7 separate regions of the Mus musculus genome follow, and regions 1, 2, 4, 5, 6 and 7 are each linked to region 3. A link is a loop called in an ENCODE intact Hi-C map of the cell type or tissue named here. Cell type or tissue: left cerebral cortex. All regions are shown on one strand. Links, peaks and the distances in the headings refer to the core of each region. The heading gives the core; the rest is flanking DNA.

What was found. A loop is a pair of places that touch in the nucleus more often than their neighbours do. Peaks named below come from ENCODE experiments on the same cell type or tissue, not always from the same donor. Only the 100,000 strongest peaks of a DNase experiment are listed, where the experiment ranks them.
Region 1: it touches region 3 in a loop (2.0-fold over the local background); 2 of 42 quality-filtered maps call a loop at or near these places.
Region 2: a loop joins it to region 3, with 2.0 times the contacts of the local background. A loop is called at or near these places in 4 of 42 quality-filtered maps.
Region 4: a loop joins it to region 3, with 3 times the contacts of the local background. A loop is called at or near these places in 2 of 42 quality-filtered maps.
Region 5: a loop joins it to region 3, with 2.8 times the contacts of the local background. A loop is called at or near these places in 5 of 42 quality-filtered maps.
Region 6: it touches region 3 in a loop (8-fold over the local background); 5 of 42 quality-filtered maps call a loop at or near these places.
Region 7: it touches region 3 in a loop (3.0-fold over the local background); 7 of 42 quality-filtered maps call a loop at or near these places.

The regions. Positions count from the first base shown.
Region 1 is chr12:106,937,272-106,941,698 of GRCm38, reverse strand. No RefSeq gene overlaps it. Among named protein-coding and RNA genes, the nearest start is that of Gm16087, 16 kb to the left of the region's middle. In left cerebral cortex, for the core only: no CTCF peak of the experiment used is centred there; a DNase peak (open chromatin) is centred at 2,125.
Region 2 is chr12:107,747,014-107,751,440 of GRCm38, reverse strand. No RefSeq gene overlaps it. Among named protein-coding and RNA genes, the nearest start is that of 4930465M20Rik, 14 kb to the right of the region's middle. In left cerebral cortex, for the core only: no CTCF peak of the experiment used is centred there; DNase peaks (open chromatin) are centred at 1,961 and 2,396.
Region 3 is chr12:107,996,379-108,000,805 of GRCm38, reverse strand. All of the region lies in intron 1 of Bcl11b (B cell leukemia/lymphoma 11B), which reads left to right. Among named protein-coding and RNA genes, the nearest start is that of Bcl11b, 4.8 kb to the left of the region's middle. In left cerebral cortex, for the core only: a CTCF peak has its summit at 1,845; a DNase peak (open chromatin) is centred at 1,866; H3K4me3 peaks cover 2,365 bases; H3K27ac peaks cover 3,726 bases.
Region 4 is chr12:106,278,261-106,282,687 of GRCm38, reverse strand. No RefSeq gene overlaps it. Among named protein-coding and RNA genes, the nearest start is that of Gm24986, 59 kb to the right of the region's middle. In left cerebral cortex, for the core only: no CTCF peak of the experiment used is centred there; DNase peaks (open chromatin) are centred at 2,360 and 4,027.
Region 5 is chr12:106,377,479-106,381,905 of GRCm38, reverse strand. No RefSeq gene overlaps it. Among named protein-coding and RNA genes, the nearest start is that of Gm32830, 29 kb to the left of the region's middle. In left cerebral cortex, for the core only: a CTCF peak has its summit at 2,368; DNase peaks (open chromatin) are centred at 2,436, 2,609, 2,998 and 3,913; H3K27ac peaks cover 922 bases.
Region 6 is chr12:106,474,663-106,479,089 of GRCm38, reverse strand. It overlaps Gm51969 (a long non-coding RNA gene), which reads right to left. Exons shown (of 2, transcript XR_003950178.1): 2 at 2,340-3,094. Among named protein-coding and RNA genes, the nearest start is that of Gm32876, 2.4 kb to the left of the region's middle. In left cerebral cortex, for the core only: a CTCF peak has its summit at 1,814; a DNase peak (open chromatin) is centred at 525; H3K4me3 peaks cover 438 bases; H3K27ac peaks cover 1,296 bases.
Region 7 is chr12:107,928,717-107,933,143 of GRCm38, reverse strand. All of the region lies in intron 3 of Bcl11b (B cell leukemia/lymphoma 11B), which reads left to right. Among named protein-coding and RNA genes, the nearest start is that of Bcl11b, 72 kb to the left of the region's middle. In left cerebral cortex, for the core only: no CTCF peak of the experiment used is centred there; DNase peaks (open chromatin) are centred at 1,535, 1,979 and 2,327; H3K4me3 peaks cover 691 bases; H3K27ac peaks cover 1,378 bases.

The sequences.
Region 1 (4,427 bases), core at 242-4,241, 1.1 Mb after region 3:
GACTCTTTTGAGAAATGGAATGAATTCGGGTCCCACTGATGTTGTCAAAGTGACTGTGGAATTTTGGGGGAAGTGTGAATCAGTGCGCATCTATTCTCTGTTCTGGTTAGTCTTTGTCAACTTGATACAAATGAGAGTCATCAAAAAGAGGAAATCTCAACTGATAAATTTCTTCCATCAGACTGTTCCATGGGCATGTCCATGGGGCATTTTCGTGATGGCTGATTGAAATGGGAGAGCCCAGATCAATGTAGGAGGCGCCAACCTTGGTCCTAGGTTGTATGAGAAAGCAGGCTGAGCAAGCTAGGTGTTCCTCCATGATTTCTGCCTTTCTTCCTGCTAGGATTCTCGCCCTGACTTCCCTCAGTGATGGACTGTAGCGTAAAGTCTAAGCCAAAGAAACCCTTTCCTCCCCGAGTTGCTTTTGGTTGGTGTTTTACTGCAGTAACAGGAAAGCCCGCTAGCACATCTTCCTAAGCGTCCAGAGTCCTAGGTGGGACTTATGGAGCAACATACTCTTCAAAGAGGGTCTAGAGGACAGCCTGCTCACCTCTTGAAGTTCTAGAATTTTCTGCCTTGTCTGACTCATAGGCCTTTCCATCAGGAGCATCAGTCTGAGCTTGACCTCTGCATCCTGTGGTCACCTGTCTCTCTGACTTTGACCTCCTCTCTCATTCTCCTTCAAGGACCTCGCTGACAATGACATGGGTGCCATCTGGGAGACCCAAGATCATCTCCCATCTCCGAATCCTTGGTTTCAGTCTGCAAACTCCTTTTCCTCTGGGAGTTCACATATTTGTTAGGTCCACAGGTTAGAACTTGGGTGTCTTGGGGTGGCTGGTCTGTCTACCACACAAATCAACTCTCGTATGGCTGTAGCTGTGATCTTTCAATTTTGTTTCACTGAAGTCCGTGATTTTAAGGTCAAAGTCCCAAATCTTAAGAAGGGCCTCTAGCCCAAGTATATGGGGGAAGCTAGCAACATCAGCTGCATGCCAGGATCAGTCGGGACTCTCCTTCCCCCCTTCCCCTCCCCTCTTCTTCCCCTTCCCCTCCCCTCCTCTTCCCCTCCCCTCCTCTTTCCCTCCCCTCCCCTTCCCCTCCCCTCCCCTCTCCTCCCCTCCCTCTCCTTCCTGCTTCCTCTCTCAGTCATCTAAATAGACAGCAACTAGCACCATCCTTCCCAACTCAGGCCTTTATTGGCTCCACTGCTGTCATGGGACTTTCTCTGCCCCCCCCCCCCAGGCTGCTCAGGAGCTCCCCAATTGATGGAAAATCTTCAGCTGTCTATGCTTTTGCCTCACAAACCCTCAGCTCGAGCTGGAGAACTCCTCCCTCAGAGTCCAGTCACCCTTGCCACGCCTGAAGTACAAGACAGCTCCAGGGATGGTGAAAGCTTTATGGCAAGGTCCAGATCCCAGCAGTCACCAACCACAGGCAGTCAGGAAAGACTCAACTAGAACATCATCCACTCCCACCCGGGAGGACACCATGGAAGGTGGACACGGAGACACGTGGGCAGCGGACATGTGAATGGACATTTACTTGAGAAGGGGCTGTAGTGTGTGAGCCTCGTAGATCCTACAAGCATCTTGAGAAAGAGCCATTCATATGTCATATTTTGTCTCTTCCAGTTTTGTGTATCAGCTAGAAAGAAAAAAAAGGGGGGGAGAGAAGGGGAGCAAAGAAAGAGGGATGGGAGGGGCAGGGAAGGGAAGAAAAGAGACAAGGTGGGGAGAGGGAGAGTAAGAGAGGGAGGGGGTGGAAAGAAAAGGGAGAGAAGGAGAGAAAAGAGCGTAGAAAGGAAGGGAAAGTGGGTGGCCGGCCTCCGGCACCGACCACGTGGCCAGAGACAGCTCCGGATCCCAGGGGTGGGATTGTTCTAGAATTCCAGTAGAGGAGACATGTGAGCCAAAACTCAGGCCACACTACTGATGCTTTTCAGTTTGTCATCTCTCCAGCCCACACCCACATCAGGGGAAGGAGGAGGCCTGCCATGCCTTCTCATCCGGGAGCTCTGGGCTCCTTCTTGTCAGCCGCAGAGAAAAAGCCACTTCTCTTCCCCTGCCCTTCTCCCATGCTGGGCGGGCGCCTTACATTTTCTTGGCTGCGAAGGCTCTCTGTGTTTCTTGGCAGCACAGGTTCCTGGAGCACAGCCCCTTCCTGAGTCAGAGAGCAGAAGTGAGAGCTTGCGGGCCTTGCTGGCAGTTGGGTGCCTGCTCCAACCCCGTGCGTGAGTGCGTGGGTGGGAGGCTTTGCTTCCAGCTCCGAGGGATTCTCTCTTCCTACTTGTCCACCCGAAGTGAACTCTTTCCCGAGTGCCCAGCGGAGGCACACGCTCAACCTTGTGCGTGCTTTTTTGTTTTTTCTTCCTGCTCCATCATTAATGTAGGTTAGCCACAGACTCCACGGACAGACGGAGTCCTTGGGACATTTTAGTATTGCTGATTGGTCTTCTAGCATCTTCTTCTGTCTTTCTTATACCCAATATGAGAACTTTGTCAGTACCCTGCAGGGTCTGAGCCCAAGACCATCCAGTGTGGGGCCTCTAGTGTTTGGCTCGAATCTACTAAGTGGCATTCAGAAGGACAAAGCCTGTGTCTGAGTGTCTCCCAATTCATGTGTTTTTTTGTTTTGTGCCCAAACCAGCCACTGAGGTAAGAGTGCCAACCAGCCTCATGCTGAGGCAGCCAGTGTCCTTGCTATTGGCCAGGCAGCTAGATAAGACTGGGGACTGCGGTTCTGACACAGGCAGTTGAGCATTTGTGGGAACAGTCTACAGGAACCCTGGCTTTGGTTATTCCGTGGTTCAAACTCTGCCTGCTCTTTGCATCTGGATGGCCCAGTATGGTGGCCACAGCTACGCTCTCAAACATTCTGCCCCATTGTCAGACTCTCTGTCAGATCATGTTTCTTGATTTTTGATTCAGAAAATATGGTCAGCATATGGTAAGCGAATTCCCACCACTGTGGGCTGTAGGGTTTCTCTCGCCTCCCACGAAAGCCCCCATCTTGCTCTCCCAGGCAGATGGGCTCCTCTGCCCTGGTTTCCTGTGTCTGTCATCACGACTCCTGTGATCTAGCATGTCCGTGCCTGTGTCCTGGGATGGACGGGTGACTCCCCGAGGCAGGGACAGTGTGTTTCATCTCTATGTTCCTGGCATCAACTCTAAAGCTCTCTAAACTAAAAACAGTTTTATTTTCCCCCCAAGAGTCTTTCATGTTACACACTAGAAGCTCTCTTGAACACTTGAAGCATATATTAAAAGTTATAAATTAAAAAAAAATAGAACCAGGGACATTAGTATCCAAAGGAAAGGAGAAGTTATACATTTACTTTTCTGTTTTTCACACCCCTCTCCTCCTGTCCATCCCCTTCCAGCTCCATAGCCCTCCTCTTCCTCTTCTCCCCCCTCCGGAACATCTGACCTACCTGGTCAACTAAGGGCTTGTGACTTACACTAGCAACGGTTGCTGGGAGGGATTCTCCTCTGTGGGCAGGTTTCTGCCGTCCTGTCAACTCGTGGTCAGTGAAATGAGACCATGAACGGAGAGCCCACCATCTTGAACCTATTCCCTCACAGAGGGTCACGTCCACAGCTATGTAAATGGCTCCCCAAATATAAAGCCGAATTGCAACGGCTGAATTAGATTATGCACTTAGGAAGCAAGGAGACCTTTTATCAGAAGCCTAGTAGGGAAGAAATCTATCTTTATAATTATTTGAAATAGTCCTAGCCACCTTGTATTCACTGATGTTAACTGGTTTTTTAAGTACTAATCCCCACTTTGCTTCCTGCTTCGTCCAGTCTTTCTAGGCGTGAGAGCTCCGATCTGTTCCCTGACTGGGTTTTTTTTTTCCCCACACCGATGGCCGTTCTGAGCTTCATGTTGTCAGAGGCCTCTAATTATTTCTGCTTTCCAGTGTGCCATTCAAGATCTCCTAGGGCTTGACCGCCATCTATCATTTGACACCTCAGCTCTTTAAAAGATCTGTATGCCAACACCTTTTGCTCCAGTAAGTGTAGACATAGTCATTTCAACCATCGCTGACGCCTAAAAATAACCCAGCTCATTTATACAGACTTCTGAGTCTTTGCATACAACCTTTCCTTCTACCTGGGATAGGCTTCAGCTTTCAGTTACCTTAGCAACCTGTTTGTCTTCGAGAATATTAGCTGACTTTTCTCTTACTAGGGAAGGTTCTCTTGGTAAGCTCAGATGATGATAGTGGTGACAGTGGTGACGGTAGTGACTGCAATGGGGTCAATGGTGGTGACGGTGGTGATGATGATGGTAGCGATGATGAACATGGTATCAGATTGTAATAGCGGCGGTGATGATAGTGGTAGAAGTGATGATAATGACCATGACAGTGGTGGTAGTGGTTGTGATGGTGGTTATAAAGATGGTAGTAAGAATAATGA
Region 2 (4,427 bases), core at 287-4,286, 250 kb after region 3:
TGAGAGTAGAAGTCCTGGCTTTCGGCCTTCCACCTTTTCTGATGGGGAGATGGAGTTGTAAAGAACACTAGTACACCTTGTTCACTGTTGTCCAGCTTGGCGTGCAGGATGATGCTTTAGCTCCGAGCCAAGGCTTCTGGCCAAGGCTGCGACCCGTGCCTCCCTGGCAATGACTCTGAAGGCACATGGAGAGAGTTCCATGGTCAGGAATCCCATGGGCAGGTAGCCCATGTTTGCAGGGCAAAGAGCTGAGTGGTTGGGGAAGAATGGATTCAGTTTTTCCCAACTCCCAAATGACCTGCCTCCCTCCCCTCCTCTGACCCCACCCTTCTCCTCCTCCTTCCTGACTCCCGTCGTCTACTTTTCCTGTACCTTCTCTGTCTTCTGTATCTCTCAGTGTCTTCTCCATGTGTATCTCTTTGCTGAGTCATTGAAGGTGCAGACTCTGGGAAAACCCTCATTGGCACCGAGGAAAGTGGCCACTGGTTCAGTCTCGACGCCCTCTGGCTCCCGTACCTGCTTTAGACCTCATGTGATCAGACTATCACTGCCTCCCTCCCACCCTGGAGGGTAACTTGGGCACCACGGTCATTGCCCTCTTTGGTTGCAGTAGCAGGGACATGGGAACCATTCTGTTAAAGGTGCTGTTTAGCCTGGGGCAGGGCTTTGTGTCTCAACTGTGCACTGTGTGCCTCCTGCCTTTTATGGGCCAGATGAAATTGGACTTTAACTCATTTTCCCTCTAGGCCCACAGAGTGGCCAGCTCTGGTTGGGCCTCAATCAGCTTTGTTCCCTTTTGATGTAGACCATGATGGGGAAGAGGGCGGGGAAGGGAAAGGGAGAAGCACTTAACACTTATGGGGGCTGACTCTGGGTAGCACGGTTGTTTTGCATGTGCTTGGAGTTGCTCTTCCTCTTCGGGTTAACCTGAAGGACCGTGTCAGCAGTCAGCACTTGCGGGGAGGTTACTCAGGTTGGACACACAGCGGGCCTTGTGAGTTCCTGTTGTCATGATCCCACAGCAGAGCATTCAAAAGGATAGAGATGTTGAAGCACCTCACCACCTGCGTACAATGAGCCAGAAGTGAGGCCTACCCACTCTGTCTCCAGGATATTTATAGGCTTGCAATTCTACCTGCACCTAACTGCCATATATGCTGGAGAGAGAAGAAGATGGAAGGATGTGGGTGGGCCTGGGAGGGCCATTCCTAGAGACATCAATGACAGAACCACTAGTGTCTGCTTTTCCTGGTCCTGGGGATTGTGCGTAGGTTGTCACATACGCTAAGCATCTCTCTGCTTCTAGGCTTTCCCCTAATCTTAGCACCAATAGGAATAATACTTTTCCCTGCCATGCCTCCTTAGCATAGAGTTGGGGTCTCCTAGTCTCAGGTCAGGGGTGAGATGGGTGGATGTTTCTCCATTCCCACCCTGCTCTGAGGTACACAGGAAGAGGTTCACAGATCTGACAGTGGTTGGGGACATCCCACTGTCAGCTGTACCTGCTACTCTGGTTGCTAACTTTTAGCAAAGGGCCTGTGGTTGCTGATGTCAGAGCCTATCAAATAATTAAGTGTAGGACATGCTCAGCACGGGGTCGGAGTCCTCCTGGCTTCACAGGGGTCTTGGACTTTCATTAATTTACATTTGCTTGGCTGAGTTGCAGAGTGGCTGTCGATGATAGTCCCGTCCATGACCTTGACATACGGGTACAGCAACCATCAAGGGCAGTGGCCTGTGGTGCAGTGGTCAGATGATTGTTGTCTCTCAGCCTGCCATGTGGGTGAAACCAGTGTCCCCTTTTTTTCTCTCTGTCTGTCTCTGTGGTTCTTAGTGTTAAAACTTTCACTTATTGCTTTTCTCCGGGGTCCTGGCAGCAGCACAGGGAGAGTGAGAAGAAGCGAGGAGCTTCCTCAACAGCAAAGACGTTCTGCACAGCTGTCCCAACCATGGCTCTTGCCAAGTTCTAAGTCGCTGTGGTCCCCGAGGGTGCGGAGGTGGGAACAGAGCACAGCAGCCTCTTTGGAGGTGAAATCCAGTTTTCTTCTGGAAAAAAGGGCTACCTCTGATTGCTAGAGAAATAGAGGAAAGTCTTTAAAAGGCTCCAGCACTCCCGCCGGCCCCCAAATTGTCGGCCTCCAACATTTTGATGATTTAAGTGTTGATGGATTAAAAACATGTGGTTCGTGTTTCCCCCGGATTCAAACACACGTTGAACTTAAAGGGAAGTTAAAGAAAGGGAGACTTCAGGAGAGCAGGTCGGGTTTTATTCACTCAGTGCCCAGACTTGGGAAACTTGGCTTGAGGTACTTATGGGTACACCCCCAAATGGGCCCTCACAGGCCTCCGGAAATGTCTTCACTTGGTTGAGAGGTAGTATGCATTTGCACCTGAGGTTGGGGCAGAGGTGGGGGCCTGCTTCCTCCTACTGCTGAGCTGGACCCAAGCCAACTTTATACATCCTTAGACATGGGGAGAAGGCGACATTCTTCGAGTGATGAGATTAACTTCCTGTCTTCCAGGAGGGGACACTCCTACGCTGTACCACACCTCATCCTGATTTTACCCAAAGATCCTAACACTCAAGTTAGTCAGCTTTTACTGAGCATATACTAGGTGCTGTTCTTGGTAAATTCTTGTAGAGGGTGAACCCTTTACAGCTCCTGGCACTCAGACCACTTTGATCCAACAAGCGGGCGCCCCCCTTCCCCCGACCCCCATCTTCTCCGGCTTCCTCCCTCTCCTGCCTGCTTCCTGCGGGGACTGATTGCGGCTAACTAGGACAGGCATGGGAGTCACTTTCATGTGGCATAAGGGCTGGAGTCTGGGCCTTCTCAAATATCTTTGGAGTTTTATGGTCAAGCCGAAGAGTCAGTAAGTTTGCAGAGAGAGAGAGAGAGAGAGAGAGAGAGAGAGAGAGAGAGAGAGCTCTGGTTGCAGCAGGGACTGGGCATGGGGCCTATAAATATCTCCTGCAGGTCAGAGAGGAGCAATTCCAAATCCCCCACTCCCAGTGAGCAGCAATGTCCAGGAGCTCTTGGCCATGGTTTGGGTATGTACCTCTGCAAGGTTGTGGATGATCCAGCTGGAATTTTCCACTGAGTCCAAGGATCTGGTGTTGGAGGAGACCACTGTCTGCATGGCTCCGTTGGTTTAGATCACCCCCTAAGTTACCCAGTCACCCCAGAATCAGCATCATTCCTCCACAGGTGAGGCATGAAGGCTCAGAGTGGGCAGGGGCCTGGGATGGAGGCCGTGGCTATGGAGGTAAGGGAGGCAAGCGAGGCTGTGGGCTGCTGGCCTGGGGGACTGGGGGATGCCAGCTCTCCCCATCCCTTCCCGTCCCTCCTTGGCTAGCCATCTCACAATCACCGTGCAAGATCAGGCTTTTTTTTTTTTTTTTTTTTTTAAAAGACTTGTGCTTCCCCTGGTAATATAAATAACACATGTTCCTTTTTCTTTCAGGAAAGTGGGGGAATTTAAAACCACATAAAGCAAATTAGAATCACCATGTCCTAGCTTTCCAGCAACCCCTGAGTGTGTTTTGTTTACGTTCTTCTTGTGCTCAGGGACATAGACGGATAGATAGGAGAAGGCCTGACAGACACTCAAAAAGACGAATGAGCACTGTGTGTGTGTGTGTATACATGTATGTGTGTGAGAATCTGTGAATGATGTACATGTGTATGTATATATATATATATGTTTGTATATGTATGTGTATGTATATGTGTATATATATATATTTGTGTATCTGTGCTTGATGTTTAAGTGTATGTGTGTGTACCTGGGTATGTATGTGTATGTATGTATCTGTATACATATATATATGTGTGTGTGTGTGTGTGTGTGTGTGTGTGTGTGTGTGTGCATGTGTGTGAATCTGTGTTTGATGTATGTGTATATGTGTGTATGTGTGCATGTGTGTGTATGTGTGTGTGTGTATGTGTGTGTGCTTGAGAGAGAGAAAAAGAGACAGAGATTTGACATAAATATCAACTTTGGGTGTCTTCTATTGATCGCCACCTTATTTTTTGTGATAGGGTCTCTCATAGACCCTGAAACTCCCCATTTCAGATGCTCTTACTGGCCTCTGAGGCCCTGGGATGCACTGCCTCTCGGAACTGTGGGGTCCTAGGCACTCTGCTCCAAGCCTTGCTTTTGCACAGGGACTGAGAGCTAAACTCAAGTTCTGCTCACTCTGTAAGCACACCCCATCGAGCCTTCTCCCCAGCTGGGATGAGGGTTTTAATTTTTTAAGAGTAGATTCTCTTTCACAGAGTGCTTCAGTTACTGATTATTAAGGATGCTGTTGCCATTCATTGTCTCTGGAGACTTGCGTCTCAAAGAGGGAAATGGTAACATCTCCACTTATACCAGGAAATCACAACGAATTTCCTTCCTGCTACTGCTGGGACCTGTGTTCC
Region 3 (4,427 bases), core at 220-4,219:
AAACAGCCTAGAAGGGATAAGACAGGGATGCAGGAGATACAGTGTGGCCTGGGGAATGTGACTAGCTATGAAGCAGGGGATACAGGAGGCCTGGTTGCAAAAGGACTGGCCAGCAGAGCAGGTGTTATCTCAGCCCCTACAGGCAGTCACTCCCATGTGAGATTTCAGATCTGAAGGAAACCATCTAAAACATGGCAGATCGTTTTCACTTGGGTGGCAGCCTTGGGCCTGTGGGGCAGCAGCTAAAGGCTCTTTGGAGATGATGCAACTTAGAATCACTGATGGCCTAGGAAACCAGAAAAAGCCCAGAAATGGCATCCCTGATCTTGGTGTATGTTTCCCAGGGTAGGAGAAGGGCTTCATAGCATGCTACGGTTTCAGGCAGGATGGGTAGGAAGAGGACTGAGGTAGCTAAGGGGGTGGGAGACAGCTGGAAAAGAAGATCTGGGCTTCTGGTTTGTTTCAAAATGTTTGACCCAGATGGATGCGGCTTTTCAAACAGGAGGGCAGACACAGACATTAGGAAAAACAAACACAGATCAGCCTGGGGAACGGTGCTAGGGAGGTAACGCAGGAGGCAGCCGCTGGCCAGGCAGAAGGAAGGGCCTGTACCAGCCATGCCAGGCAGGGTCAGGCAGAAGGAAATGCAGTCTGAGGTCCGTGGAAAAGCTCAAAGGTTTTTCTGAGGGAAACGTGGAGGTAAAATGGAGTGGCCAATTATACAGGCCCTTAATGAAGCCAACTTTTCAATAACCCACCAACAGGTTCCCGAGGAAGAATAGCAATTTTCTGTATGCACTCGTGATCCTGCACAGCAGCCAGAGACCCAAGATTTGCCGCAGAGTGAGGCTGGTTGTAGCCATTCAATGCCTCTTCAGGTTGGGTTTTGTGGTTGTTGTATGTTTTAAAGGCGGCTACGTTGACAATTGTCTGAACCTCAGGATACAGTATACCTATAATGGTCCACTTATCGTACTAAACTGCGTCTCTGATAAATTTATAGGACATGGGCCCTCTTTCTTTCTTTCTTTCTCTTTTTCTTTTTCTTTCTCTTTTTCTTCTTCTCTTTCTCTTTTTCATAGTCGGGTAGGGGCAGTGAAGTTTGTCTGCCCTTTGCACAGAAGGGAACCCCGTGTCGTTTGAAGTGTGGTATGTCAGCAGCTCGGATTCCACGGGAGAATAAAAACATGTTCTTCAAAGGTGTCATGCCAGGTTAATTTTATTCATTTGTAATTCGCACCCCAGTGAAGACAACCACGAGCACACTTTAACAGCCCCCATATTTTCAGAGGAGATTTTTTTTCTCTTATTCAAAGATTTTTGTATATCTGCTTGTTTCTTGTTTGGAGGGGGAAGCCTGCTATCTGCATGAGCCCTGGCTTTGGCAAATTTTATCTAGTCTTCAGGGTGTTTCATAACAGAAAAATAGAGTCAACTGTTCAGTCTTGGGGTTCAGTCCTGGGAGCTGGCCCGAGAGACTTGGAAAGATTAGGATTCGATGGTTAGATGCACCCTTCAGCTTAACTCCAAAGGACCCAGCAGCTCTTCCTTGGCCAGAGGAAAGATCAGCATTCGATGATGCATTTGACAGTAATTTCAGGTGAAATGGATCCATGTAAAACAGTCTACTTACGGACTCCAGTTTCCTACAGCAGCAAGGAGGTTTTGAACGCCTAATCACACTTGATTCCTGATCGATCCTCCTCACCTTTATCCATCCATTTTGCACTCTCTGTCGCTTGCTGTGATAAAATACTTTCCAAAGTAAACTTTCAGTACCATTTGCTTTTGGTTAAGGGTAAAAATGCCTGATGCTCCAAGCCGCGCCTAGCGCTTCTCGTCAGCTAGGGGGCGCTCGCTGCCCGTGTCATGGCTGCGGTGCCTTGGCCGCTGTGCCTGGGAACCCGCGTCCATCAGCACATCCGGCTGCGGCGGCTGCAACAGCAGCGGCTGCAGTTTGTGTCGCTGCAAAAATGTCTTAAGCGTGAAGTTGTAATATTGATTTTCCTGCAGAGATTTGTGCAGGACAAAATGAGAATATAAGTTTGAGAAATCTATTTTCAAGCCATTGGCATCGATTTGTAAACCCCTCCTTACCTGGCAGGTGGGGAGGCGGTTTTTTCTTTTCCTCCAATTTCCTTTTCTTTTTAAACAATTAAAATTGTTATTCCTGAATGAGTGTTTTTCTCCCCCTTGGTCTGTCCATGGTCTTGACATTCTAAACATTTTGTTTTGTTGCTTAAGCATTCACAGTCCACCTAGGGAGTCTGGGAAGAGCTGTCATCATTTTAGGGGTGGCCCATCTTAGTGTTCCCCGGGGGTGGGGTGGGGGACCACTGTGAATTGTTGCTGAAGGGGTCGTGGACCCAAGACAACCTGATAGATGGTGATCCTTTCGGCTCCGATTTGATAACAGCCCTCAATCCCATCTTCTCCACCGCGAGTCCACGGAACTAAGGGTGCAAGCACCCTTTCCCTAACGATATAGCATAATTCAAACAGTGCGGGTGATTTTGTTTGCAAGCAGTGTGTGCTTGCTGGGGCCAGTGCGCCTTGCACCTCAGAGAGTTCCCTTCATAGATGGATGTCACGATGCTCCACCGCTCCCCCAAACATGTGATTTAGTGCCGGGGGATATGTATGTGTTGATGGTGGGGTTTCTAGATCTACGATGTCTTAGCTTTAGAGTTTGTGAGATGCACAGACAGCGCAGTGAACTGGAGTCGTCTGCGCGAGTTCAGTGGATAAGCTGAAGAGCTTGCCCTGACACAGGAAAGTGCTTTATTCTAACCTGAAAGAGAAATAAATTAGGTCAGACAAAAGCCTTAGCTGTCATCGGCTGGAGGAAGAGGGCCAGCCATTTATCTGATGGTGTCTCTACTTCATTTAATGTTTGCGTCTGGCCAGTTGTAAGCATACCGTGGAGGCAAACACAGGGTAACTATGAGGAATATAGGACCTCGCAATCTTGGGTCTGGGCAACGGTTTGTAGCCTACAGAGAACTGTTTTTTGTTTGTTTGTTTGTTTGCTTGCTTTGTTTTGCTTGCTTGTTTTTAATTCAGTTTATGGGAAGCCCCAATCATTTGCCTTGGAATTTGGGGTCCTTCCCATACTGTGATTACACACCAACACAGACATTCAATTCGTTAAAAAAAAAATTATCAGGGGTGATAGGACAGCCGGCAGCTAGACGTTTTCCTTTGAGAGCCTCTTTTTTCATGAAGGAAGGACTCTTTGGCTGCCTGGTTGGGCCTTTCTTTTAGCTTAAACTCTCCAAGGATTTTGGTCCCCAAGTTAATGCTGATGTCACATCTGGGGAGGAGAGGTGAAAAATGAACTCTTTTTTTGGGGGGGGGTGGGGGCTGTACCCTGCACCACATGATCATGGTCAAGGTATTGATGCTGGCAGAGCATCCTGCCCTGAAGACTTCATTAACTGTAGGTATACTTGATCCTGCTTAGTCTGAAAGGAGACAGAGAAGAAAGCTGAGGACGGTTGTCCTGTGTCATACAGCTGCTAATACCATGGCTCATGTGATCCTGCCTGGGGAGGGGGTTGTCAGGGGGGCAGATTCCTTGGATCTCACAAATCTCCCATCCTGGGGAGCTACATGCAGACCTGTGAGATTTGCCCACATTCTGTTCCCCAGGCCTCTAGTTTGTGGACTCCAAGTGCTTGGTTTTCCCGGGATGTGCTGAAAAAAAAAATGGCTGGAAGCAGGCTGTCAGCTGGGCATAGCTCTGTGCCCTCCCTCATCAGGAGCTAGGGAGAGAGGGGGAACACAGCAGCCTCTTGGTTCCTGTCAGAATGGTGCTAGATTGTGAGCAGAGCTGTGTTCCGGGGACTCTGGATGGTGTTTTGACATATGCAAGTCTTTTGTGTAGTTGCTGATATTCTAGAATTTTGTTCTCTCTCTCTCTTTCTCTCTCTCTCTCTCCCTCTCTTTCATTCTTCGTGGCAGCTGATAATTTGCTTGGGTGTGGAATTAGCCAGCTCGAACTATTTACTGCAATGCAATGCCAGACCACACAAAATTAAGTAACTTCAAAGTAAAAAAAAAAAGAGGGTAAAAAAAAATCCTCTGTTTTGCTGTAACTTTTTACGACCTTGTTCTAGTGAACTGCTAAACTACAAATACATTTGTGATCCACGCTAAGAGGCCTTGTAGAACAGCATGCTGAGGGACTTAAGAAAGCAAGTGCCAATATTACTTCCATTAAGAAGTACTCAGACAGGGGCACTGCTGCAAACGAAAGAAGACCAAGTTGGAGTCATGTTTAAATTTCTACCCTGGAGAGAGGAGGTGTGGGAAGGAGCCATTGCCCTTGTAGGCTTCTTGCTGTCTGAGTATCTGGATCCCCGTAGAGACAACCTATCTCCGCTGTACCCACGGAAATCCTCCCCCTGTATCTTTGAAAACCCAAA
Region 4 (4,427 bases), core at 316-4,315, 1.7 Mb after region 3:
AGAGCCACTCCTGTTGTCCATAAGCATTCATGTTCTTCCCACCCACCGGCGTAGGGAGTGAAAGACTAGCACACCCGAAAGCCTGGGTTTGTGATTCCTGCCAAATGCCAACCCGGAATCACTGTAAGTCGAAACCAGCATCAAGAGACAGTGCTTCATCCCAGTGTGCGAGGGACAACCCATTCCAGGTGGTTTCCCAGGGCCCACCGCCGCTAGTTCCAAGCTGCTGTGTGTGTGTGTGTGTGTGTGTGTGTGTGTGTGTGTGTGTGTGTGTGTGTGTGTGTGTTTGTTTCTTATGAACCAGTGCCTCTTCAGTGCCTGCTTTTAAGAATTATGACTGTCGGGTGGGTGGATATGGGGGACTTTTGGTATAGCATTGGAAATGTAAATGAGTTAAATACCTAATAAAAAATGGAAAAAAAAAAGAATTATGACTGTCTACCTGCCTCAGCTTCTTCTGTCAACTGGACACATGTAGATTTATCTGGGGATATAGTCTCAAGTGAATCTCTAGATCAGATTGGCCCATGGACAGGTCTATGGGGAATCATCTCAACTGTTAACTGATATAGGAGGGTCCAGCCCACTATGGGTGGCACTATTCCCTATGCAAGTGGTTCTGATCTGTATAAAAAAGCAAGCTGAGCCAAATCTACCTGCTAGCCAGCAAGCAGCATCCTCCACAGTTCACACAGCACTTCTTTAACTGTAAAGTGAGTTCCTTGGTCAGAGGCAATGCTATGTGGGATAGCAAACAGGTCTACCTCAAGCTGATGGAAAGAGCTACCGCAAAATAACAGGCCGTAACTTAGAGTTTAATGCCAAAGAAATCCTTTCCTGCTCTAAGTCATTTTTGGGCCAGGGTGGTTTGTCACAATAGAAACTAAACTAAAACACCACCCGAGTCTACGTTGCCTTTGCCATAAAGTTCTAAGATTCAAGGAACCTGAGTCTCCAAACTGCCACATGGAGGAAGCTGTCTCCACATAAACATTATCGTGCAGTGCTAGGTGACTTGGAAGCAACCCATGGGGACTCTGACATCAGTATTCCAACTAACTGAGCAAGACCTTGGATGTGGGGTGTGGTGGGGGTCAGTAAGTAATAAAGCTGTCACCTTACTCGGAGCCAGGCACATGAGGACACTGATGTCCTCCTACTATAAGAAGAAACACACTAGCCATGAAATAAGAGAGCCATGCATTAATGTAGAGTTAGGCCACACTTTCCTCAGTGTAGAGAGTGAGTGTCAGTAAGGGGACACAGCATGATGGTCACTCAAACACAAGCCTCCTCCTTATCACAGGAGGCAGCCTTTACCTTCGAAGGCTGATGAGCTGCATATGTCCCAGGGCAGTGTGTAGTGTATCCTCACAGTGCAGAGAATGCTCCACACTTCGCCTTCCTCCAGCGGTATCGATTTTCTTCTTCTCATCGTGATGCGCACGACGAAACTGAGTCTTAGTGATGTCACCTCTGAGACTGGTAGCCAGAGACTTGGCCCTCACATTCACAACCCGAACAGCACTGCCCCCTCAACTGGTCCCAGAAAGTCCAAGATAACAAGAGGGAGCAGGAGCAGAGCGTAGAACAATAGCTAAGTAGGTGTCTTAGGGTTTTATAGCTAGGACCAATGGCCAATGCAAGTCTTATAAGGACAACATTTAATGGGGGCTGGTTTATAGGTTCAGAGGTTCAGTCCATTATCGTCAATTCAGGAGCATGGCAGCATCCAGGCAGGCATGGTGCAGGAGGAGCTGAGAGTTCTACATCTTCATCTGAAGGCTGCTAGCAGAATACTGACTTCCAGGCAGCTAAGATGAGGGTCTTAAAGGTCATGCCCACAATGACACACCTACGTCCTAATAGTGCCACTTCCTGGACTGAGCATATATGAACCATGACAGTAAGTAACTGCTGAACATGGCCCACTAGCTTCTACACGTATATATACTCACATCAAGAGAGAGAGAGAAGACAGACATAGAGAAAAAGAGACAGAAAGACAGAGACAGAGGTGTCGGTGAAAAGTCCTTTAGAAGGGTCTAGATCTCTGAAAGCAAAAGGCAGAAACAGCCTAGCCCAGGGAGGGAAGAAGGTTCCTGAATGTAGAGGGGCCTTCATGTCTGGTAAGAGTTTGGGTCTGACTCAAAAAAACAAAACAAACAAACAAAAAAAACAAAAAAAAAATCAAAGAACCTAAAAATCAATTTAAAAACCAGACAGGGCTCGAATAATTGTGTTCCTTTCCTGCAAACGTCGGTGGGACTTCCACTCCAAGCTGGAGCCACTCCACTGAGGAGTTCAGCCTCTCTTCAAGAGTGGCTTTCTCTCCGCAACTCGGATTTATTTAAGTTCCACCATTAAAATGCAAGCCAGAATCTGAGAGCCATCACCATAGCAATGAGCGTCCTCAAAACCCAGCCAGTTTTAATGATTAAATTATCTTTATTTTCAGTTCCTATATCTCCATATTTCCTCTCCCTTTAGTACATGTTCATGAATTCAAGGTTTCTCCAAAGCCCAGTGAGGAGTATGGCTCCCTAAAGTTGTCCTTCCCAGCTGGGAGCAGCCTGTGACAGGGACATCACTTTAAACACCATCGTGGTGACAGTGCTGAGGGACCACTCATAACAGGAATAAATGACAACTTACAGTCCTCAAGGATCAAAAGAGACTGTCTAGAGTCTACAAAAGCTCTACGATATGATACTGGGGTAGGAAGAGGTAGCTAATGTGGCATCAAGGCCAAGTTTGTTGTTTAATATTCTGCAAAGAATAGAAGGAAATGATATGGTCTTGTCCTCATGTGTGGATGAAGGTGAGAGTATATATTTGCACACTTCCGTAAGTGGGCATGGAGGTCAGAGGTCACCCTCAGATGTCGTCATTCAGGAGCCATCCATCTTGCTTGTTGAGACAAAATCTCCAACTGGAACTTAGAACTCACCAAGGAGGCTGTCCAATTGGATTTAATTATCAACATGACACAGTGCAGAGTCATCCAAGAGGACTTAGATAGAACCTCAAGTGAGGGATTCCCAGATCAGTCTGGCCTATGGGCATGTGTAGGGATGGTTGTCTTGACTACTTAATTGATGCAGGAGGGCCAAGCACACTGTGGGCAACACTATCCCTACTAAGGCTTAGTAGCCCAATTCTTTCAACTGAGCCCAGCTCAAATGAGAGTTGAGCATAAGCCTGTGAGTGAGTGACCCAGCAAGCAGCATCCCACCATGAGTACTGGCTTTGAGTTCCTGACCCAACTTTCCCTGGTGGTTAACTATGAAGCTTTTCTTCCCTGTGTTGTCTCTGATCCCAAAGGTGCAAAAGGAAGAATTGAGAAGGGAAGACATATTCCTTGGAGCCCAACTCACCTTGCTCCCACATTGCCTGGCTGGGGATTGAGTCTAGCCTTGGTTATGGATCCCATGGGATAGGTGGCAGAAGGGGCCAAGCCCAGTGATTGATCCAATAGTGATTCATTTGATCTGTATGTACTGAACTTCCCTAAGTGGGGAAGAGAAGATAATTCAGACTATGCAGAGATTGGGCTAGCCCGAACCCCAGAAATAGTCAAAGCATCCACAGGACACTGTAGACAAAACTACCCTTGACCTTTGACCAAGGTTGCTACATACTACCTACCATTTGCACTTGACTGTGTGGAGCTTAAGGACCTCAGATTCATTGTCTGTGGAAACCAGGCAGCAGCTAAGACATCTTGTACAGTCACAGGACCCCAGGCAGCAAGGCTGAGATTCAAATCTTAGTGGCTGGGGCACTTTAGCACTTCTCACACAAAATCTGCCCTCTGTCACACACGGTGTCCTAGACACCCATTGATTAGGTACAACAGAAAACAATAAAAATCAATTAGGTAAATTCCTATCTGCAATTGGTGGGAGCTCAAGAAAGTTTTCTCTAGGCAGGCTGTTGAGTCACAGGGTGTTGAGGAAAGTAGGAGCTGGTCCCCGGAAAACATGGAAGACAGTGAGTTCAATATTGGAAGAAGAACATTGTTTGTGACTCATGGGTTATGTGAAAAGATTAGGGACCTGAGCAGAGAAGAGCCTTGGGAACTGCAGGCAGGCTGAGAAAGGCCTGGAACAGAATGGCAGGAACCTAGTGGTCCCTCTGTCATTCAGGGGAATTGGGGACAGCCTGCTGTTTCCCTTCACCAACTTCACTCTCCTGTCAATTTACACGGAGCTCCTGTAAGCAGTGGTGTAAGCTGGGGAGCACTAACATGAGTTGGGGAGCACTGACATGAGCTAGGGAGCACTGACATGGCTGGGGAGCACTAAAGTGAGCTGAGGAGCACTAGCATGAGCTGAGGAACACTGGTCTGAGCTGGGGAGCACTGAAGTGAGCTGGGGATCATCGGTATGCTTGGATGCACTCCATAAACCAGCACCTTGGGCCTG
Region 5 (4,427 bases), core at 249-4,248, 1.6 Mb after region 3:
AGATAAAGAGGCAGCGAGGGACAGGAGAGACGCTGAGGGAAAAGTCAGGAAAGCAGATCTGAAGAAGCCCGTGAGCAGGAGAGACAAAGATTCGGGGGCTCGTGGGTCAGGCTTCCAACTCGTCCTTTGTTTGGGAATGTGTTCCAGAGAGCTATTATTTCCGCCTCTGAGGACAGACGGTGACATCTGAGCATCACACTTGAAGAACAGGGACAAGAAGGCCTGTGCTCAGGGATTCCCCCCGCCCCCCAAGCATCCTATCCCAGGAGAGCATGATGTGGCATCAGGTAGCCTAGGACTCATCAGCCCGGCTAGATGGCCCAGTGACTTGCTGGACATCTCTGGGCTCACCAGGACTTGTGAGATCTATCTACAAAGAGTGTGAGGCAGGATCACAGAAGACTCAACTTCCTCTCAATCACAAATACAACATAAGCAGTGCCTGGGTCACCTAGCAACTTAATAACCCCTGCCTAATGCCTCACGGGTGGTAAAGGCACTGATCTCATTTGACAAAATAGAGCCAACACAGCCAGAAGAATAATGTGGCCAAGCTCCACGATCCCTTCTCGACCTCATAGCACTCCCAAGATCCTAATGATACCATGCCCATCCCTTAGTAAGGAAGTCAGACTTCAAGAGGCCTGAACTGGACTCCAAGTCCCAGTTGTGGCCTCAAGTCCACCAGGCCAAGCTGCCTACTGCTAGGCATCAACTCTCTTACCCCACTTTAGGATGCCCTACAAAGTGTCCAGAGATCCCCTAGAAAACAAAAGGCAAAACTTCTTGGCCACCAAAATAGGCTTTCTGCAAGTGTGTGTGTGTGTGTGTGTGTGTGTGTGTGTGTGTGTGTGTGTGTGTGTGATTTTGCAATAGATGCTTGTGATGCGTATTGCACTGAGCAGCCAGTATGCTTGCACACTACACACACACACACACACACACACAGAGAGAGAGAGAGAAAGAGAGAGAGAGAGAGGGAGGGAGAGAGAGAGAGAGAGAGAGAGAGAGAGAGAGAGAGAGAGAGAGAGACCCAAGGCTCCCTATATCTCTGGCACTGTGCTGGGGTCAGAGCCCAGAAAGTACAAATCAGGCAATAAACATTCTATTCAGATTCTGGAATTATCTGGAGAACAACTCCACATATCCTGATCAAAGTATGTACCAGGAATGAACGAAAAAAGACATCCAGATGCAAGAAAACCAGGAGGGGCTTGGGATAGTCCAGAAGAACTTAAGTGTGAATCAAAGGGGTTAATATTCTGGAGATAAGAGAGACCGGTCTTGGGAGATGTGAAGACAGTTTGGTTAGCAACAGGACCTGAATTTATTCTAAGAACCTACGTGAAACATTGGACACCCTGGGGAAACAGAGACAAGAGAATTCTTGGGGCTCTCTGGCCAACCAGTGTGACTGAATCAGGGAGCCCCAGCTTCTGGTAAGAGACCCTGTTTCAAAACAAGAAATGGTTCCTAAGCAATAACACTCGAGGTTGACCTCTGAACTCCACACTCACCTCTAAGCAAGCGTGAGCACACTCACACACACACACACACACACACACATTTATGCATTTATAAAAACAAACGGCCAGCCCTTGTAGCCTGCTTAAATGCAGAAACTTAAGGATGCAAGGAAAAGATTGCATCCTTTCTCCTTGCAGAGTCTCATTCTCAGGGCCAGACAAACACCAACCTCAGCACGACATAGTCGTTTCCAGGGTGAACCGAACCAGGGTTCACTTTTGCCAGAGTCCAACCTGGGCCTCTCTCTTTGGGATGGGAAGCAGAGCATCCATTGCATGATGTATTACTTATTTTAATCAAATACAATTTTTTTCTAATTGTCACTGCTCCGGCAGCCTCACGGGGGCTGGTCTGACTTGTGTACACCCGTGACAGGGGAAGCGGCGGCGGCAGCTGCTTTGTGCCGCCCGCCCGTGTACGGTACCTCTCCAGTCTTGTCAGTCACAGCTCCCCTAATTACAGAACATCTGCTTGCTGTGGCCATTAACACTCCTCTACCAGCTTGTCTGGTTTAATACCAGTGACTCCTGACCTTCCCCAAGGAAGGCGCTTTCTGTCAAAATTTTCCCCCAAAGAAGCCAATTCGCCACGCAAAATTTGCACTTTTTTTTTTTTTTTGTGAAAAACACTACCTTACTAAAGGCTTTTGGAAGGAAATGGGTTTGACGAGGCGTCAGTGGTAAGGAGTATAGAAAACCTGTTTCCCTGCCTTATTTGGTTCATATTTGCATCTTTTGAAAATAATGATAATAAAAAAAAAAATGGGAGTCATTTGAAGGGTCAGGACCGTAAACTTGGATGTTCCCCAGCCCTGTCTACTGTGTTCCTAGGCCTCCAGCTAGGGGGCAGTGTAGATGTCCCCTCGCTCTCTCTCTTCCCACCTGCCCCACACGGGCTGGCTGGGAGACTCCACTACCTTCAGCGTTATTAGTTGAATCATAGGTCCCGCTATGATGCCCTTGTTCCCTGGCATTAAAGAGCCCCAAAGCTCGATAAAAGACGTTCCCAGTCCCTGGGCATGATCTAGAAGCAGCCTGCCCCTCAGAGAACTTCAGACGGTATTTAAAAGGCTCTGCAACCTCAGCCTTCTGAAGGCAGGACTCAAGGCAAGGGCATGCGAGGAAATCCAAGCGCGCTCCTTTTCGTTAGAAGTAACTATGGCAAACGTGGTTCCCAGCTAAGGACCCCGCTACAGATTCCCCCAGTGACTGTCCCACCCATCCTGGGAGTCCCTGGGTGTCCTGCGATAGACAATAGTGAGGGTGAGAGGAAAAGACAAACAGATTCACTTTAGAATCTTCCCCAAAATGATCTGAGTGGCTGTTTGTTTTGTTTGTTTATTTTTTTTTAAATACTGCTTTCACGGTGTTTTGATAAGGCGGGTGTTCTCTTGAAATAAGTGTTTGTTAAGTAAGAAAGAGTTCCCCGCCGTTCCCGGGGAGAGCGAGCAGTCTTTTACAAAGCCGCTGGACTTTGCTTCACAAACGGAGAAAAAGCGGTGCCTGCTGAAAAGCCTGAGCAGGCAGGCAGTTTGGGCTGGATGCTGGCTTCCCTGGTCAGGGTGGAGAAAAGCAAGGCAGTTAAGAATGGGTTTTGAGTTCACACACACACACACACACACACACACACACACACACACACAGACACACACACACACCTCCCTAAAGAATGCAAAGTGACCGCGACCCAGGCTCAAGTGAATCCCAAAGGAGAGAAAAGTCAGTAAGGAAGAATAATCCAGAAGGTTGCTGGTTTGTCAAGCAATGTCTTCAAAAAGCATCCTCCGCACTTGGCTAAAGGGGGTTTCCTTGGGCACCCCTGCCGCTGCCAGTAGTTAGCACTGCTTGTCTGGAGACAGAGCAGGGATGGGAGGCATTGAAGGGAGAAGGGGGAAGGGATAAATGGGTTTAAAAAAAAATACACACACAAAAACACTGCCGAAGAATACCTGTAAATACTTTGTTTTAAAAATGCGCATTTCCAATATAAGACACCATCTTAATTGCGGACTTCTTCAAAGCACCTATTGGAGAAACGGTTTAACAAGGGGGGAGCGATGATCTTGTAATCTCGACAATAAAAGCGCTTCCATCCTTTGTATATGCTGACTTACAAAAAAAAAAAAAAAAAAAAAAAAAAGTGCTTCCAGACAACAAAAGATGGAGCCGTAATTACATAAATCTCTCCATTCTTGATGAAGACACAGTGCAACATGAGCAAATCAATAGAGTCTCCGAGGTAATTCTTGTTTTTCTTATGAGCCCAATGCAAACTTGTTAAAATTGAATTCCACTTCTTGTGTATATAAAAAAAAATAGGATTTGCACAAATCCAGAGGAAAAGAACATGTGTTCTGTAAATGTTTAATTTTTTTCCTGTGCTACTGAGGAGGTTTGCAATGGAGTAGTGTGATACCAGGATCTCCACACAGCCGCCACCACCACCCGGGGAAGGAAGCTACTGTCAGTCTGCTCCCTAAAGCGCTCTGAAGGCCCTGCTATCACCTCCCTGATTCTTACTCCCACTATTAAATAAACTAAATGTACCCTAAAGTCAAATATCTCTGACTCACTGCCAATAAATTGGTCGTAATCATTTCTCCCCCACAACCCACATTTATAATATTTCTCATTCAAGAATAAATAATTTTGTTGATTTTTTTCCCAAAGAAAAGGTGAAATGTATTGCATTTAAAAATAATTAATAGATGGGCCCTGCATACCTCTGAATTAAATTAAAGAAAAAATATTTCTTTTTTTGTGCAGATGATTGCATTCATACGCTGTTTGGTGTGAAAAGTAGATTCCAAAAAGCTTTTAACTAATTTGTTCAATTTGTTTCAAAGCCAACATGAATAGGCTTGGTGCAAATTCAGATTCATTAAAACTTAATTAATATGC
Region 6 (4,427 bases), core at 267-4,266, 1.5 Mb after region 3:
AATTCACATTTTAAAACGTCTTTAATTGCTTTACGGAGGAAGGTGCAACGTAAAATATTCCAGGGGCGATTACAGTGGGAAAAGTTGTCTTTTGAAAGCTCGAGGCGCCAGAACCGCCTGCAAAGATCAGTCAATTTCAGACCCAAATTAATAATCATCATGATAATCACCCAACTGCCAAAACAGTTTTCAGAGAAAATATATTTTTATAGGGGAAACTGCGAATTGCTCCTCGCTATCAATACTGATTTCTTATCTTCCCTTTGCCCGGGAACACGACCTTAATAAGTCGCTTCCTCCTCTTAGGAGCTATAATCACCCTTCATGGGTGAGATGCCCTATATTTACTCCAGAGGGAGTGAAAAGCAGAAAGTGTCTCAATATGTTATTGCATCAAGAAATCATGGTCCCTCCCCCAGCTTCCATGACCCCCCGGGGTGCAGCTTTGCCGGGGAGAGTTCCGCTGGGCTCGCGCGTCTTTCATCTTCCAAGGCTGTGATTAACTGTCTTCTCCCGGCCGGAGGTGGGGGGCAGACGCTGGCTTCGGAAAAGCTTAGTTACCGATCATGTTTGATTTCAGATGGAAATGAAGATATCGAGGTGGCGGCGTGCTCCCCGGTGCAGCTTTTTCAGCTTGCTGGGGTAGAAATCACTGTTGGGTTTAGGAAATAAACGATCCCAATTGATGCCGCAAAACTTAGACTCGACCGGGGATAAACAGCGTTTGGAAGGGCGAAGGGGGTTCGGGACCAGGTAAATCTGCTTAAACTTCACATCGTCAAAGGCTAATCGCCAGGTCATTCCTGATTTCTGCCCTAGTCCTAAAAGTATCTCCTGGCACCGCAGAAGCATGATCCTCTGCCTCAGCCGGGTTTCTCCAGCCTCCCTAGCTGTGTGTGTGTGTGTGTGTGTGTGTGTGTGTGTGTGTGTGTGTGTGTGTGTGTGTGTGTGTTTAAGGGGATTGCCTGGCATCTATTGGTTTGCCCACATGGCAACACGTAACTCTGGCAAATCAGGAAAATAATTGGGTTTTCTTTGGAAAGGGGGTGTGGGCTTCAAACCTCTTCCTGGAACGTTTTAAAAATTCAAACTTTCTCTCCGCAGTGGTTCTAACCACACAGTTGCAAAGGTTCATTTAGGCTGTGAGGGTTGTATTTTAGAAGATGGAAACTTCAAGACCGTTCACTTTGGGGAAATGAAAAGATTTGCACAGTTTGAACAGAATTGTCTGTGAGTGGGGAAGGGTCCTCCCTATGGCATCAGTGAGGTGGCTCATTCCTGTCCCTCCACCCCTGGTGTTTTAATGTGTCTGGGTCCCTGAGAAGAGAGCCACCACAACACAGATCCAACACTTTCTCTTCAACTAAATTATTCCTCAAAATTTCGGGGATATAGAAAGGTACACATTACGTTTACAAATAATGGGGGGGGGGGGCGGTTGTGTGCAGCTCACTGGCATCGTGTATGTTCTCAGTGAGCGAGCTCTTGGGCATATCTCCCACACAAGCACACACATGTGCAAGCATGGTGAATAGGCAGGCCTGAGTGATTATGGTCATGCAGTCTGCCCATTTCCACCCAGTCTAATGTGACTGCATTGGAACAACATCTCTGAACTCCCTGACTTTGGTCTGCATACTGAAGGACCCCAAATCCTTAGCAGTGATCTTAGCAGCCATCCACCGGTTCCTGCAAAGACCACTGACCCCACTTAAAAGTTACTATCCAAATCCAGCAATTTAAAAAAAAAAAAAAAAAAAAAAAAAAGTCCTTTTGTAAGAAGGCCTTTGAGCCGGGAGCTACTCCCTAGCTCCCCCTGTGAGGTTTGCAGAAACAAAAAGTGTTTGTTCAGGACTGAGAACTGAGTTCAGAGAAGAATGGGCAGACTTCTGATTCAGTCACCTCCGGGGGAGGGGGGAGGACTGGCCGTTGGAACCTTCTCCTGTGCCTGTGACCTTAGCCCTTAAAATAATAAGCCTTGCCTAATAGATTACCTGCAAGGCATTTCCCTAAACCATTCTCGACATACCAGAAAGACTGGTGCCCAGTTCATTCTTCCGAAAGCCAGTGGACAAGACCTGATCCCATCTTTATTTACAATTTAAATCTTTGGTTCATTGTGGACGTCTTCGCATTTGTTCTGGTTTCTCTTAAAACATTATATTACATTCTTTCTCTCTGATACTGGAATCTGGGTGCTCCCGTGTTTGGCAGCATGGGATAGCACCCTCCCTGACCCCTCTAACTTGTCCCATTGCGACCAGCGGCATGGTGGCATCTTTGTTAAATTCTTCAAGAAATTTAGAGGAAAGAAATGGGGGGACTGTAAAAATATGTATAGTTCCCTCCCAGATTTATTGCTATTTGCTTATAGATTTAAAGGAAACTGAGAGCAACTAGAGACATGGCATTCTAAGGAAGATTTGTGGTTGTTGGTTAGAAGGAAAAACTCCGTGAACATCCACACAAAACACCAGGAGACAAAGAGACATGCTGCAGGCACCTTTTAAAATTTGTACCGTGTGGCAGTGAATTCACCAGGAGCTGGAAGACACCAGGTTCTTATGAAAAGGTCAAAGTTATGGCCTTGGTATGACCTCGAAGGGGAAAAAAAAATCTATTTGTGAGGCATACGATTATCTAGGGTTTTAGTAAATGCAATTACAGCGACAATCTTAATCCAAACAGTTGAACAAAAATAAATTAAAATTAAATAAGATAAACCTCACCCTCAATCATTACACTATGAGTTGTACCGGACCGCAGGGTGGCTATTTGACCTTTGTCTTGCATCTATATTAGAAGAGGCACTACCTGGACAGAAATCAAGGTGCACTTGGGCACACCCACCAGCCTGACCTGGCCAACACCCAGGTCTGAAACAAACGGTTTCTGCTTTTCATTGGGGGTGGGGGGGTCCTGTCCACTGGACCTCCAACAGTGTCTTGCTCTGAGAGGCACAACACTGGTCCTGTGGGCGTGGGCAGCCATGGCTCACAGCAGTGACAGGTAGCTCCATCCATCCCAGCCACATTCCTCGGGTTCCACAAAGTTCCATTTCAATAAGAAAGCTCTTTTCTAAGGACACGTTGTTCTAAAAGAGACAGGAAGAAGAAAAAAACTGTCTGTAATTTGTCATGAATTTCAATTACAAAAAAAAAAAAAACTTTTGAATTTTTTTTCCGTTTTCAAGAAAAAAAAATTGGCGTGCCTCCAGGTTTTAAGAATGTGGTTAACACAGAAAATGACAGAAAGAGAAAGTGTGTGTGTGTGTGTGTGTGTGTGTGTGTGTGTGTGTGTGTGTATTTGCAGAAAAATCTCAGAACACAATATTCTCCTAGGCCAGGCTGAGGTTTTTCTGGACGAAGGTGCACCTGGCACTCTGGGTGAGAAAGAGGATTTTGTATTTATGGGCAATGGGATTGTTCTGGCAAGTTCCACAGCATGCCCCGGAGCTGACATCTCATAGAAGCATCTTCCAGCATCCCAGACTCCCATACACACCAGAGAACCAGTCTACACCCGAGAACACGGCTCAAAAAAGGGTTTTGGAGAGGAGAAGAGGAATCGTTTTGTCATTGGAAAGTCTAAGGGGGTCCCCTCCCCCCGATACACGGAATACTCACCAAACGGGAGCAGAACGGTTTTTTTTTCTTTCTTTTTTTTTTCTTTTTTGAAATGTGCAACTGTGTGAAACTTGTCTGGTTTCAGATTTACACAGAAATGTGGGCCCGTCTTGTTTTCATCCAAACAAACTCAAGCTGAAGAACTGTCTTTCCTAAACTGGGAGCACATTCCTGTTCCTTAACCCACCAGTGCTGGGTTCCCCCGGAGCGTATTAAATCTACGCAACACAGAGAGGTGCTTTCTGTCTTGTTTTCTGGAGGCTGAGCCCAGCAAACCCAGTAAACAGGTGGAAGACTAAAAAGAGCCATGAAAAAAAAAAAAAAAAACACACAACAAAAATAACAGCGACCTGTCCCCAGCCTTGAAAAACAGCCTAACTCCAGAGGTGCAGTGTGTACTTGCGTGGCCTCAAATAATGTTTGTCTCGCAAGAAAATGCGTAGCTTTCAGCGATAACACGGGACAGCGCTTCCTAACTTGCTAGTGGCCTGGCCTGCGTCCTTCTGATAAGAGGTCAGAGGTCACCGAGGCTAAAAGATGAGAACCCGTGCTTCCTTCTGCTCAGATCTGCAAGGAACAATTAAAGGCAGTTTTGCATTAAGGACTGACGTCCTCCTCAGTCTGGTGCCCCGGCGGTAAGCACAGCTATAGAATGCCTGTCCCTGTGGGGTATCCCCGCTCAGACCCAACCTGGCACTTTGGTACTACGCAGCTGGAATTTGAGGAAGCTCGTATTGAAAGGGGATGGTTTAGTAAGATGCAACGGAAGGTGCGGTGCGCATGCGCCTCCGGGGGAAAGCC
Region 7 (4,427 bases), core at 253-4,252, 68 kb after region 3:
GGGGCCTTGTGGATGGGCAGAGACCATCCTGCACTCTGGGGCCTGAAGTTGTATCGACCCACATCAGGACCAACGAACTGGATGCATCTGGGGGGGCATGAAAAAAGATTTGTTTTTGTTTTTGTTTTTGTTTTCGAGACAGGGTTTCTCTGTGTAGCCCTGGCTGTCCTGGAACTCACTTTGTAGACCAGGCTGGCCTCAAACTCAGAAATCTGCCCGCCTCTGCCTCCAGAGTGCTGGGATTAAAGGCGTGTGCCACCATGCTCGGCATGAAGAAAAATTTGGAGTGATGGGGGAGAGGGGGAGAATGGAAGGGAGATGACTTGCCCACTGGCTTCTCGGATAGTCAGCTCAAATCCAGTCTGGCTTGGGAGACAGAGCTCTTCTGGAATTTGCACTCAAATTATTTAAAAGAATATCATCACCAGGAGTGAACTTGGGATGCTAGCAATTAAGCACTTCTCCTGTGGCCTGGCACTTCTGCTAGCAGTGGGCTCTAAGACCTGTGTGCGCCCCATTGTCCTCTCCACACTGGACGCTTGTTCTGATTGTCCTGGGCTTGGCCACAGTCTTCCACTTTACATCTGTGGACGGGAAGTATTTTTACAGCGTGTAAGTGCATTGGGGGAGGTCGCCCCTCTGCTGCCGGAACCTGAGTTCCAGGCGCATTGTGCCAAGCGGTGGTTATTATTTCCCCCAGAATAATGTCCTTTTTTTTCCCTCTCTTGCTTTTAACGTCCTGCCCTTGGCATCTGTTCCAGGCATTGTGGACGAACGGAGACTGTGTTCTGACAATGGGTTAAAGCAAGCTCTTATTGAAAAGCATTCTCTACTTAATTACGTTTCCTTCTTCTGGAAGCTATTTTAATTTTTTTTTTATAATCACATGTTAATTGTGTATTAGCGGGGCCTTTCTGATTAGTTGAAAACATAATGAAACCTTTGTAAACAACACAGAGAGAGAAAGAAAAGGGAATGTGTGAAACAGAGCGGGTAGTGACGAGCCAGCTCCAAGAGGCCCAAAGAGCGACATTTCTTGATGCGGCAGAGGGATGGAAATTGTACCTGCAAGTCTTGCTTTGAATTTGCAAGTCTCCCAGTTGCAGGGCCAAGTGGGACAAACAGGCCAGTGGTGGAGAGAGAGGTTCACAGAGTTTGCCCACCAGGAGTTGTGAGATGGGACCCGGTAGTCCTGCCCCACTGGTCTGCATCTACTCACACATTCGTTAATTCACCGCTGAACCATTCTCGCGGCCAATCACAATTTTACTCTGGTTCCCTCCCTCCTTCCCTCATTCATTCATTCATTCATTCATTCATTCACTCCATGATAGTCTTAGAGCAGGAGCTGTGTCTACAGAACATTGACCGGATGCAACCCCTCACATGCCTTTTCTGCCGTCTTCCTTACATCTTCAGTACAGGTATTAGTTGCGTTGTGGCTGAGGAGACTAGAGCTCACTCATTCAGATTCAGCTAAGGAAAGGAAGCAAGTGAGCCAGGTCTGTTCCCCGCCCCCCACAAGTGATTGGGGATCCTGGCATCTGTTGGGATGGCATGATGCTCTAAGGAGTCAGTGAGTGAGTGTGTGTGTGTGTGTGAGTGTGTGAGTGTGTGTGTGTGTGTGTGTGTGTGTGTGTCAGGACGGAGATGAGAGTTAGCCTGTGGCTGTCATCAGAAAGTTTGCTGGTATTGTTTTGTTTTCCACTTTTAATGGGAGCCTTGTTTCTGGACAGAAGGCCTGAATCTAAGTCCCTGTTGTGGCAAGCCGGCCCCAGAGCCCTGCTCTGTTCTCTATTTAAAGGGCTGGGCTCACCAGGTTTTTTTTTTTTGCAGTTCCCAGGCTGTTATTAGGGAAGCGTGGCTGGGGCGCTTCAAATGAAAGTGCTACTGTGTGTGCGAGCCAGGTTCACCGTGCGCACTCCAAGGAAATGCTGCCAAGACAGTCTTATGAACAGGCGCCAAGCAAAACACGCGTGCTCCGTCCAGAGGAGCCAGCTCACTTCTGCAAATAGAGGAAAAATTGACTTTCTGATTTGGAGTGTTTTTACAACTAAGAAGAATCACTTCAGTGATTGTTCTAAAAATAGCCCGGCAGCAGCACACTCTGGAAGGCCCCGGGATGGTGAGCGTCCTTTAATTGTGCCTTTTATGTAATCTCTCTAGATCATTTTTTTTTTCTTTTTAAATCACTTATGCTTGCGTGGTCATCCCCCCCACCTCCCCGTATGTAACTCGGAGATGCGAGAGTGGTCTACACAGCAGAAACCGTATTTTTATCTTTTCGGCTTCAGGAAGTGTATTTGGGTTTTCGTCTCCTGCGGCAGCCGCTGCATGGCTCGCAGCTGAGCTGCCAAATCTAGGGCAGCTCCACCGCCCTGCCCTGGTGGTGGCCCAGCTCTGAAGGGAGGCGTCCCTCACACATGGGTGTGCTTGGTGGCAGTGTCACTGACGCCGGGTCAGGATCTCGGCCTGCTTTTGCTGTTCAAGCTGCAGGCACCTTTCCAAAGCACGGAGGCTTCAAGGTTGCCATCAGCCCTGAGCTTGGCCACCCAAGGGGAGATGATGCAGCCTCCTGTGCATGCGCTGTCTTCCCCTGCTGCCCCTCGGAACCTCTCCTTCCCTTCTCTCTCCTCACCTCTGCCTTCATTTTTCTACGTCACTCTGTTCCGTTACATGTGGGAGCCAGTATGGAAGCTGAAGAGTCCAGTGCAGGACTCCTCGTCCACCGGGCTGCATACCTGGGGCTGGGTCACTCTACGTGTGTGGGAGGAATGACCTGTCCACCATGGCCTCCCTGGCCTTTGCCTAAGAGATGCCTGAAGCCCCCTTCACTTCCTTGTGGGCATGACAATCAAAATGTCTCCAGATTAATGCTGGGGGGGGGGTCTGTGAAATTGAACACTGGTGGTCTAGCCTGTCTTCCAAGAGTAGACAAGACTGATTTCTACTGCCAAATTTTACATCCAGAGCATATTTTAACATATAATATGATTGACCCTGGCTTAAGGGTGACCTTGATGTGTCCCACACAGGCATCAGGGTTCTCAGGTGGCAAGCTGGCTGTCACAGGCATCACCTATGAACTTGTGTGGTCAGGAGGCCAGGAGTTTATAATCAAGTTGGGTTTCTCTGCCATCTTCCCATTCTAAGCCCCTAAGACAATGCTGGGAGAATTGGTTCTCTTTCTTTTTTAGCCAGGGCAAGACAAAGTCTCTCTAAAACAGGCCACCCTAGAACTTACTATGTAGCCCAAGCTACCCTTTAATTCACAATAGCCCTCCTGCCTCCCAGGTGTTGGGATGACAGTTAGAAGCCAGTTTTCTTGATGAGTAGACTTTGTAGGACTGTAGATTGTCCTCTGGAACTTGCTTGGTTCCCTCTTTCCCCACTTCCTTTTCCTCCTCTCCCTCCTTCCTTGGATACACCCCTTCCCCCCCCCCACCCCCCTTTGCCTGGGAGCAGACTTGGCCTGCTCCCAGGCAAAGCCTGTTCTAATGACCCATACAGTAACCACCTCTAAGAATCATGTTCTGTCTTTAAATTGATTCATCACTGTGAGGTTGGATAGGGCCAGGTGTCAGGTGTCACCGCCTCCCTCTGGGGGCTCATCTTCAAGAAATCTAGAATTGGGTGGTCAATGGGTTTTGTGCCCAGCTTCTTTGGAATACCATGTGACTACTCAAGAGTGATTTCCTAGTCCTAGCCAAAACTCTGGCTTCCACTGGCTGCTCTCAGCCAGCTGGTCAGCCAGCCAGCCTGAGGGTATGTAGACATGTGGAATCCACCGGACCCCACATGCCCCAGGGTCTGGGCTTTATGGTTTCCGGTTCTCTGATACAGCATCCAGGTCCAGGGACCTTCTGGCCTCAGATCTATGGTTCCAGGCTGTGATTCCACAGCCCCGCCCCTTCCAACCTCCTTTGTCACCGGGCCAGCCCTCCTGGCTGCCCGTGTACATTTACTCCTATTCTAGGGTGATGGACAGGGTGCTGGGTGGACCAGTGGGCACAGCTGGTGTGGGTTACAGGCCATGACTGGACATAGATGCTAAGCTACCCAGCAACCGTACTGGGGCTGTTAGTGGTTGGAGGAGGATATGTTGTAAGAATGGCTGTGATCACTGTGTGAGATTAATTTCTTTCCTTGTTAGTGCCCGAGTTTGTGTGTGTGTGTTCTTGTGTCCGTGTCCGTGTGTGTGTGTCTGTGGGTGGGAGGTGTCACTCCCACATCCCTTGGTTGGTTTTTTTTTTTTTTTTTTTTTTATGTGAGCGTGCACTTAACTTCTGTCTTCCATGGTGGCGATGTTGGCCCGCATCCGAGCCCTCTGATTTTCTAACGGCTCATCTGGGCCATCGGAAACTCCAGTGCTGTCGGGCTGTGCCTGGTGAGGATGACCACAGCCCGGCTGCCGGCAGAGGGCTGGA